Regions from separate parts of the Homo sapiens genome. Here region 1 is linked to region 2. A link is a contact called in ENCODE Hi-C data. All regions are on one chromosome and are shown on one strand. The core of a region is the stretch at or near the end of the contact, and the rest is flanking DNA. Distances in the headings are between cores, read along the strand shown.

Region 1 (4,473 bases), core at 359-2,858, 540 kb after region 2:
AGTCTATCCACACTCTTCCCGTAAGCCCCTCAAAAGCTCAACATATTCTAGACAGACCTCTGCCTCTCCCCATTTGTTTCTTTCCTGCGTCCCTATCTCAGTGACAGCCCTAACATCCACCAGTTCTCATACGAGAAACCTGGGCGTTCTTCCAGACTCCTCTCTCCCCACATTCAGTTCGGCTGATTTGCCTCCCGAATATTTCTAGTATCTGTTTGTCCTCTCCACCCCCACTGATGCTGCCCCAGCCGTCTTTCTGCTTAGCTCTCCTTGCTCTTGCTCTTTGACACCGTTACTAATCTCCCTGTTTATGTCCCCTCCCCGCAGGGTCCGGCCCACACAGATCAGCCCAATCTTTTTAAATACATTTTTTTTTTCGAGACAGCGTCTCGCTCTGTCGCCCAGGCTGGAGTGCAGTGGCGCGATCTCGGCTCACTGCAACCTCCGCCTCCCGGGTTCAAGCAGTTCTCTGCCTCAGCCTCCCGAGTAGCTGAGATTACAGGCTCCTCCCACCACGCCCGGCTAATTTTTGTATTTTTAGTAGAAACGGGGTTTCACCATCTTGGCCAGTTAAAGGCATATTTTAAAATGTTACTCCCTTGCTTAACATCCTTACAAATGTTACTCTCTTGCTTAACATCCTTAGTGGCCTTTGGAAATGCTCCAACCTGGTACTGGAAGTTCTTAAGAATCTGGCTTTTACCTACCTTTGAAGCCTCGCTCTCTCTCTCTTAGCATTTTCTCGACACATCTGCTTTTCAAAAACCAAGCTATCCTCATTGTTCCTAAAGCAGCTAGGCTCTTTCGGGCACCAGTGTCTTTCACTATGTTATTCTCTCTCCCTGAAATAGCTCTTTACTTGGCAAAGTCCTATGGATCTACCAGAGCCTCTTGGATAGCATCTCTTTTGGGAACCCTCTTAAGGACCCTCAGACCATACTCCTCCCGGATTTATTTCTTGCTTAACACAGCTTGACTTCCCGGACAGACTGCGACCTCCTTGAGGATGGAATCGGTATTTTGGTTAAATTTATTTCTGCATGGGCCTTGCACATAAAAAACGTTTATTGAACAAACGAATCCTGTATGTTCCTCCCCCCAGGCAGGAAACGCTCCCTGGGAGGGAGGGTAGTCTATTGGTGAGCTAGGACGTTTGGACTCAGGGTTCCGAGGAACCAGGAGCGATCCTTAGTGGGCCGAGACTTCCGAATTTGATCAAAGGTAAAGAGGGACTGGAGAGCGGTCCATCTGACTTCTGTGGGGGATGGGCAGGAGTCAGGGGCGGACGCCTGAATCTTGTTTCTCAGAAGAGCCGAGAGGCCTAGGCTCAAGCTTGGGGCGATCCGGTACTTGGAGGTTCGAAGCTCCTAGTTTCGGGTTGAGACCGATGTGGAGGGCGATGACGCGCGGGTTCCTTGACATCGAGGATCAGTAACACCCGGAGTGGGTGGGGAACGAGGGGGGCGGCCCCTGAGCTCAGGCCCCGCCCCTTTCCGGGGACGTTTCACCGGATTGGCTGTCCTTCCATAACGACATGCGGCCCCGCCCCGGCGCGCGCCCCGCCGCGTGCCCAGCCCGGGTAGCTGCTGCAGCCTACGCTGCCTCGGCCACTGCCTGCCGCGTGCGGAGCCGGAGCCCGAGCCTGAGTGGCGCCGGGCCCGACGTGGGGCTCCTGGGCCGCGGCGGCGGGCGGGCGATGCTCCAGAGGCCTGACCAGCCATGGAGGCCGAGGCAGGCGGCCTGGAGGAGCTGACGGACGAGGAGATGGCGGCGCTAGGCAAGGAAGAGCTAGTGCGGCGCCTGCGGCGGGAGGAGGCGGCGCGCCTGGCGGCACTGGTGCAGCGCGGCCGCCTCATGCAGGAGGTGAATCGGCAGCTGCAGGGCCACCTGGGCGAGATCCGCGAGCTCAAGCAGCTCAACCGGCGTCTGCAGGCAGAGAACCGTGAGCTGCGCGACCTCTGCTGCTTCCTGGACTCGGAGCGCCAGCGCGGGCGGCGCGCCGCACGCCAGTGGCAGCTCTTCGGGACCCAAGCATCCCGGGCCGTGCGCGAGGACCTGGGCGGCTGTTGGCAGAAGCTGGCCGAGCTGGAGGGCCGCCAGGAGGAGCTGCTGCGGGAGAACCTAGCGCTTAAGGAGCTCTGCCTGGCGCTGGGCGAAGAATGGGGCCCCCGCGGCGGCCCCAGCGGCGCCGGGGGATCAGGAGCCGGGCCAGCACCCGAGCTTGCCTTGCCCCCGTGCGGGCCCCGCGACCTAGGCGATGGAAGCTCCAGCACTGGCAGCGTGGGCAGTCCGGATCAGTTGCCCCTGGCCTGTTCCCCCGATGATTGAAGGCACTGCTTCCTCCACGCCGACGCCCGCCCGGATTGCTCCCCGAGCCCCGGGACCGCTGTGGACCTCGGGACCTGGACGCCGTCCTGGCTGCGCAGGAGGGGCCGCTGGCATGGACTAAGAAATCCTGACACCAAGAAGGGCCCCTCGCTCTTGCTGGCAGGGCAGCAGGGGGACTGAAGGCTGGAGCGGAGGGACTTGCTGGGGGTTGGATTGGGGGTAATAAACCCGGACGGAAGCGGAGCCCACGGCCTGGGCAGCGTCTGTTTGGTACTCGCCGGGGTTGGGGCGAGGGTGGGGTGCTGATACAGGGTACAATTCCCATCCAGAAGGACTGCAGAACTAATGATTCCCCCATTACTTCGAGCCTGGGGTGGGATGCGGGGCAGTGGTAAACCAGACTTCCCCCATCGGGCGCCGGGACCGGCCTTAATCCAGCCCCTGAAGTGGCTCCAGCTCCCTTCCCGGCTCCTTCCTGTCCAAGACAATGGGGCAGGAAGCAGGTGCTGGGGGCCTAGAACCACTCGGCCGCCTCCTCTGAGGCTGGAAGGGGGCATAACAGCGCCCCTCCGTGGCACACGCAGCAGCACTGTGGGCCCCCACGGGGAGAGGGGCGGTAAGCCTCTTCGCTTTTACCCCAGAGGACTGTCTCCCCTCAGTCCCGGAGATGAGGCCGAGCGGATGTAGCCCCACTTGTCAGATAAGACAAAGTCCAAAAATATCAAAGAATTTGTCCAAGGTCATGCAGTGAGTCTGTAGAGCTAAGGCTGGGACCTAGGGCTCCAAATACTCTCCCATTGGCCTCTGGGTCCAGTGAGGCACTCAGGCCACAGCTTCAAGCCTTTTATTCCATTTTGGTAGGTTTGTATAAAAATACTCTCTTTAGGAAAATAAATAGCAGCTGCCCTCGCTGTGGAGGCTTGGATTCCCTGGAGCTGAAGGCTTCTCAAAGCTGAGATCCGCAGATCAGCTCATCACAGAAGCCAAGGGCGCCTCCTGAGCTGTGCGGTTCAGGAGGGGGCGGCAGAATGGCCTGGTCCAATCACCTGCTGCTGCTGGCAGTGGGGCTGGTGAGTTAGTGTTCTAGGTGGGTAAAGTGGCACCTTCTGTCAGGAGATAGGGTTGGGTGGATCACAGGAAGAGGGTGATGGAGAGTGTGGCAGTGATCTGGAAGGGGTTAGGGCTCCAGAGGACCTCTAAGGATCTACAAAGTCTCTGGGCTGCCAGGATTCCTCTGGCACAAATGGGAAATATTTTGTCTCTGATTTAGTGCAAATTGTGCTAGAGAGGCCAGCTCAAGAGAAACAGTGGGCAGCTTTGGTGGCCCCAAGCTGGCTCTACTGTGAAGCACAATATGGTCAGTCTCATTAGAGGGATGGAGAAGAAGTTGCTGGAGTTGGATGTGGGATACTGTCCAGGCCAGCTGGACCGGTGGGGGAAGGGGAGGAGACATTGGCTAGGGTGGCATCTGCAGGGAGTAGGGCTCAGGCGCCTCACAAAGCGAGGAGGGTTGGAGAGCCAAGGGGGTCAGAGGATGGGTCTCCGCTGCTGCTGCTACTCTTGCGATGAGCTGAGGCACAAGGCTCAGGAGTGCTGGGGTAGGTGAAGACCAGGCTGGGGGTGAAAGGAGTTAGGGAGGGTGTGGTCATGAGTGTGGGGGTGTGCAGTGCCTCAGGTTCAAGCACAGGCCCTGGGGAAAGGGAGATACAAGGTACAGGGCGGCAGGGGGCTGGTGGGCTGCTGGTGCCACTGGTACTGCCTGTGTCCCCCTCCTTGGCTCCTTCCGGGATTTTGCAGATGGGTCGGTGGGCTTCCAGCACCAGCTCTAGGCGCTCCTTCTGCTTCTGCAGCTCCTCAATCTCTCGCTGCAGCCCAGATTTCTCATCTTCCAGTTTGTCAGTCTCCTGTAGAAGATCAGGAGAGGAGTCAGAAAGGTGAGGGCTGAATACCCCAGAGCCGCAGACGTTTGGACTCAGGGTTCTGAGGAGCTGGGGTTGGGCGGGGGGAGAGGGGGGGCAGTGGAGAGTCCCCAGCAAGTCTGGACTACAACTCCCATAAGCCCCTGGGAGAAAATGGGCACAACTCCCATCAGGCCCAGACGTTTTAGGAGATTGCTGGCACCAGGCAGTGACTCCGGCCTGTAAT
Region 2 (4,996 bases), core at 56-2,555:
GGAGCAGGGTCTGTGTGGCTTCAGTTGCCTGCAGCGCTCCCAGGCCAGAGCAAGTGCTCTAGGATCTGAACTGCCCGCAGTGCAGCCCTGCAGCCTTTCCCAGGGCACGTTGATGTGCACACAGTTTCCCTGAAGGCAAAGTGAACATGTGGAGAGCTTACGTGGCAGCGCGTATGTCTTCAGTGTGTGTTTTAGAAGTCCAACTGTTGTTTTTATGTTTTTAAAGGAAAGATTTGAATCAAGCAGTTATGGGCCCCCTGAAGTATCCTTTTTTCTAGAACATTCTGAAAGTCATCCTTGCCTATGGGAAGCCTAGGCCGGCCTGCACTGTTATGTTCAATAAATAAGCAGGGTGCTCTGGGCTGGGGATTGTGTGAGGAGCAGAGCGCAGCCCGTCCTCATGCTTTTCCACTGAAGTAGGCCAGGCAGAGAGGGAGTACAGCAATGGATGCGCTTTGGCAGCTGAGTAGTCCGAGAGCCAGAAAAGAAATGTGGAAAATAAGAACGCTGTAGCAGGCCTAGGTGAGGAAATTTAGGAAGGGTTTGCGGGAGGTAGGATTTGAGATGGGTCTTGGAGAGTTGGACAGTGTCAGCCGGTAGGACGGGGGTGCGGACGGAAGCCTGTGAGGAAGGCAGAGGATGCGGAGCTGTGAGCGGAGGGAGCAGCGAGGCTGGAGAGCAGCTGGGCTGCGGGTCAAGACGTCTGCGTTTAATTCGGGACTGAAGGTTAGCAGGGAAGGGAACGATGCCAGATCTTGAGTTTAAGAACTTGAATCTTGTAAAGTACCAAATCTAATAAAATACTCGTCCTAAATCATTACTGGCCCAAGCATGCAGTGTTTCCGTGGCCGACAGACTCGAGCCAGCGCTGTCCATGGTAACCAGCTTTTGTGTGGCTTAAAGCTTGCATCCATTTTCTCCTTTCATCGTTTTCCCAAAACAATTCCGTGAGGGCTGTTAGCCCTGCTTGGTAGACGAAGAAGCCGATGCGGTCTAGGGTCACGGCCAGGGAGGCTTTGGGACGCCAAGTCAGCTCGGCGGTCACCACACCACCTACAGGGCTCGTCGGGCCCTCGGGGTCGGCGGCTGCTGGAGGCGCCCAGGGGAGTCCTGCTGGTTCCTGGCTCCGCCTCCCGCCCCTCCGCGCTAGAAGCCCCGCCCCCAGAGGGGCTCGACGAACCGCCACTTCCGCAACGTCCAATGAAACTTAGCCGGGGGAGGGACGGGGCGCCACTGAGGACCAATCTGCTTGGGCCGGGGCGGGGCTGCGGCGGGTGGGTGCAGAGGGGCCGCACCGCGGACTTCGCAGCCGGGAGAGAGCCCGGCGCGGGCGGCGCGCACGGGACTCTGCTGTGCGCGCGCCCGCCCGCCCGCCGTCCGCGCAGGCCCTCGGTCCGCTCTGCCCTCGGGGTCGTGGCGCCCATCCCTCCCCTGTTCTGCTGTCGCCGCCCGGACAGGGGCTCGGGAGCCGGGCTGGGGGCAGGGGCTGGAGCCGCGGGACCAGCGCCTGAGGTGGGTGCGGAGCGGGAGGCCGGGCGGGCGGGCGCCTGGGGCCGCCCCGCCGACATACTCCGGGTCGAGGGGGAGTGACCGGCCAGGGCACGGAGTCCGGCTGCCGGCCTGCCTGGGTCCGGGCGTTCGTTCCCGCGCCCTGGGACCCTCCCAGGCCACCACCCTCCCCGCGGGGACACCCCGCCCCTCCGCTGCCCGCAGCCTCCTCAGGCCTCCCGCCCTTTGTCGCTCGTGCACCTGCGCCCTCGGCCCTGCCCTCTCGCTCCCCTCAGGACTGACCGTCGCCTAGCCTCCCTCTCAGGACCCGGCACCAAATTAGCCTCGCTCCTTCAGACACCCTCTGTCCCCTTTGTCGTCTGTACACCTGTCACCTCAACTCTGTGTGCATCCACCCACCTCCCACCCCCCAGCGGCGTCATCTGAATCCAGCCCAAGCCGCCTCCCACTCCCTCCCGGGGGCTCCTCCCCCGCAGCCCCGTAGCCCCACACCTGCCCCCTCGGCCCCAGTCCCAGGCCCTCCCCCGTCCGTATGCCTTTGTTATCTCTGCAGCTGTCCCCTGCACTTTTCATCCTTCTTCCCGAGTGAGGCCAGACCCCAGCCCAGACTCCCCTGTCCTTCTGAGTGGAGAGACGCCCCCTCCCCAGCTCTGCCCTGGCATCCTGGGGACGGGGCCAGCCGGCTTCCACTCGGCCTAGCCACTTCCTCTTTCAGCGGGTCCAGTCTCACCCGGTGCCTGCGCAAGTCCTCATCTAATCTCTTTTCCCTCCTGCGCTCCTTTCCTAGCTCTTCCGGCCTCAGATTACTCTACCCGCTCAATCTTTCCTCCCCGCACAGGTGCCCCGGAGAGGCCATGGAGCTGAGCAGCAAGAAGAAGCTTCACGCCCTGTCCCTGGCCGAGAAGATCCAGGTGCTGGAACTCCTGGATGAGTCCAAGATGTCCCAGTCGGAGGTGGCCCGGCGCTTCCAGGTTTCCCAGCCCCAGATCTCGCGCATCTGCAAGAATAAGGAGAAGCTGCTGGCGGACTGGTGCAGCGGCACAGCCAACCGAGAGCGCAAGCGCAAGCGGGAGTCCAAGTACAGCGGGATCGACGAGGCTCTGCTCTGCTGGTACCACATTGCCCGGGCCAAGGCCTGGGACGTGACGGGGCCCATGCTGCTCCACAAAGCCAAGGAGCTGGCCGATATCATGGGCCAGGACTTCGTGCCCAGCATCGGCTGGCTGGTCCGCTGGAAACGCCGAAACAACGTCGGCTTTGGGGCCCGCCATGTTCTTGCGCCTTCATTCCCCCCTGAGCCACCTCCCCCGGGGCTCACATCCCAGGCTCAGCTGCCTCTTTCCCTAAAAGACTTCTCTCCAGAGGACGTGTTTGGCTGTGCTGAATTGCCCTTGCTGTATCGGGCAGTGCCCGGCAGCTTTGGTGCATGTGATCAAGTACAGGTGCTGCTGTGTGCCAACAGCAGGGGCACCGAGAAGCGGCGGGTACTGCTGGGTGGGCTCCAGGCTGCCCCGAGATGCTTCTTTGGGATCCGCAGTGAGGCTCTGCCTGCCTCCTACCACCCGGACCTGGGCATCCCCTGGTTAGAGTGGTTGGCACAGTTTGACCGGGACATGGGACAGCAGGGCCGACAGGTGGCTTTGCTGCTGGCTGCCCGAGTGGTGGAGGAGCTGGCAGGCCTGCCTGGGCTCTACCACGTGAAGCTCTTGCCTCTGGCCGCCTCTAGCACCACGCCTCCCCTGCCCAGCTCAGTGGTCCGGGCCTTTAAGGCCCATTACCGACACCGGCTGTTGGGCAAACTGGCTGCCATCCAAAGCGAGAGGGATGGCACCTCGCTGGCCGAGGCCGGGGCAGGCATCACCGTGCTGGACGCCCTGCACGTGGCGTCTGCCGCCTGGGCCAAGGTGCCTCCTCAGCTCATTTTCAGCAGCTTCATTCAAGAAGGGCTGGCTCCCGGCAAAACGCCCCCGTCCTCGCACAAAACCTCTGAGATGCCACCAGTCCCCGGCGGGCTGAGCCTGGAGGAGTTTTCCCGCTTTGTGGACCTGGAGGGTGAGGAGCCAAGGTCTGGAGTATGTAAGGAGGAGATAGGCACTGAAGACGAGAAGGGGGACAGAGAGGGTGCCTTTGAGCCCCTGCCCACCAAAGCTGATGCCCTCCGGGCCCTGGGCACCTTGAGGAGGTGGTTTGAATGCAACAGCACTTCTCCTGAGCTATTCGAAAAATTCTACGACTGTGAGGAGGAGGTGGAGCGGCTTTGCTGCCTATGAAGGCGCCTTCACTGCTTGCCAGAGCCCCTTCCTCTCTTGTTTCCCATGGAAACGGCCTCTTCAGAAGGCAGATCGGGCTGTCTCTTTCCTGTGGAAATAGAACTGTCGTAAAGGTGTAGAAGGGAGAGAAGTTGGGACACCAAGTCTGAGCTTGGAGTGGCAGTCGTCCAAACCCCAGGAAGAGAGCTCTAAAGATGGGGCTTCGGGGGTAGGAATCCAGGATGCTTAGTTTCTAGACCCTGCTTGAAAGTTCTAGAGCCTTTGAAAGGGAGTTAGTCTAGAGGCAGCCACTTAGAAAGGTGGAATTTGGGCTTTTTGGACAGACTGCTTCCTTGAACTTTGTGTTAAAAACAGTTCTGCTTCTGAAAATAAAGTTTTTAATCAGAAAAGAGGCCAGGGTGTTATTTTCATGGGAGAAGGGTAAACATTTTCCATTCAGATTTGGAAAATTAATTGCTGATGGTCACTGCGGTGCAGCTGTCTGTCCATGACCAGTAGGGATCCTCCTTTTCCAGATATTCAGCAGCAAGGACTCTCAGGGTGTGGGCACTGCTTGTGGGCTACCCTCCTGAGAGGGAAGCTCCAGGACAGACAGATCCCAGCTACTGCCCCAGATAAGCTGCAGCTCCAATAGTTTCGCTCTCAGATTGTGTGTGTTTGGGGTTGGGCAGGCTACGGACATGTCAGGGAAACAGAAAGGAGCCGGAATTGGAATGGAATAGTCATTCATTCTTTCTTTTTTTTTTTTCATTTGCTTATTTCACAACATCACTTCAGCAAGACCTCCTATGTGAACAAGGTTGCAAAGATGATGTCTCTTCTGGACAGAACCTTGCAGCCAATGACAGTGGAGTGTGATTAAGGCTGTGATAACGGCTGTGCAAAGTGCCTGGCCCCATAGAGCTAGGGAGACTCCAGGGGGAGGTGAGCTTTGAGCTGCAGTTTGAAGGGCGTCCCAGGCCAAGGGACAGCGTGTGCAGAGTCTGATTGGAGTGAAGGAGCACAGTGTGCTGGGGGCGGGGGCAGGCAGTTCTGCCAGAGCATAGCATACTTGCGGAGGTAGGGGCAGAGTACAAGGAGAGACCTGGAGAGTAGGAAGGGCCTTTAGCCAACCAGGCTTAGGGGTAGGACACCATCAGAGGGTTTTAGGTAGGCAGGAACAAGTCATTCTTGGGGTTCTAGAATAACGGAGTCTGTGTAGGGTGTGTCAAAGATGT

Evidence for each region. Hi-C counts contacts between places; a loop is a spot of excess contacts on that map. Pooled maps may share reads with other maps.
Region 1: a loop to region 2 is called in a map with no recorded cell type, with 6 times the contacts of the local background. The contact joins the promoter of CCDC85B here to the promoter of TIGD3 in region 2. A Hi-C loop is called at or near these places in 1 of 37 single-sample maps with no recorded cell type and 4 of 50 pooled maps.

The regions. Positions count from the first base shown.
Region 1 is chr11:65,889,065-65,893,537 of GRCh38, forward strand. CCDC85B (coiled-coil domain containing 85B) reads left to right here and starts at 1,609. Exons shown (of 1, transcript NM_006848.3): 1 at 1,609-2,571. The coding sequence starts at 1,720. The coding sequence ends at 2,328. It overlaps FOSL1 (FOS like 1, AP-1 transcription factor subunit), which reads right to left. Exons shown (of 4, transcript NM_005438.5): 4 at 2,985-4,232. The coding sequence ends at 3,822. RefSeq lists a silencer at 1,400-1,879 and enhancers at 3,020-3,069, 3,110-3,269.
Region 2 is chr11:65,353,446-65,358,441 of GRCh38, forward strand. It overlaps TIGD3 (tigger transposable element derived 3), which reads left to right and starts at 1,306. Exons shown (of 2, transcript NM_145719.3): 1 at 1,306-1,512; 2 at 2,348-4,168. The coding sequence starts at 2,364. The coding sequence ends at 3,779. DPF2 (double PHD fingers 2) reads left to right here. Exons shown (of 11, transcript NM_006268.5): 11 at 1-817. RefSeq lists silencers at 1,034-1,093, 1,184-1,503, 1,524-1,583, 1,594-1,763, 1,824-2,013.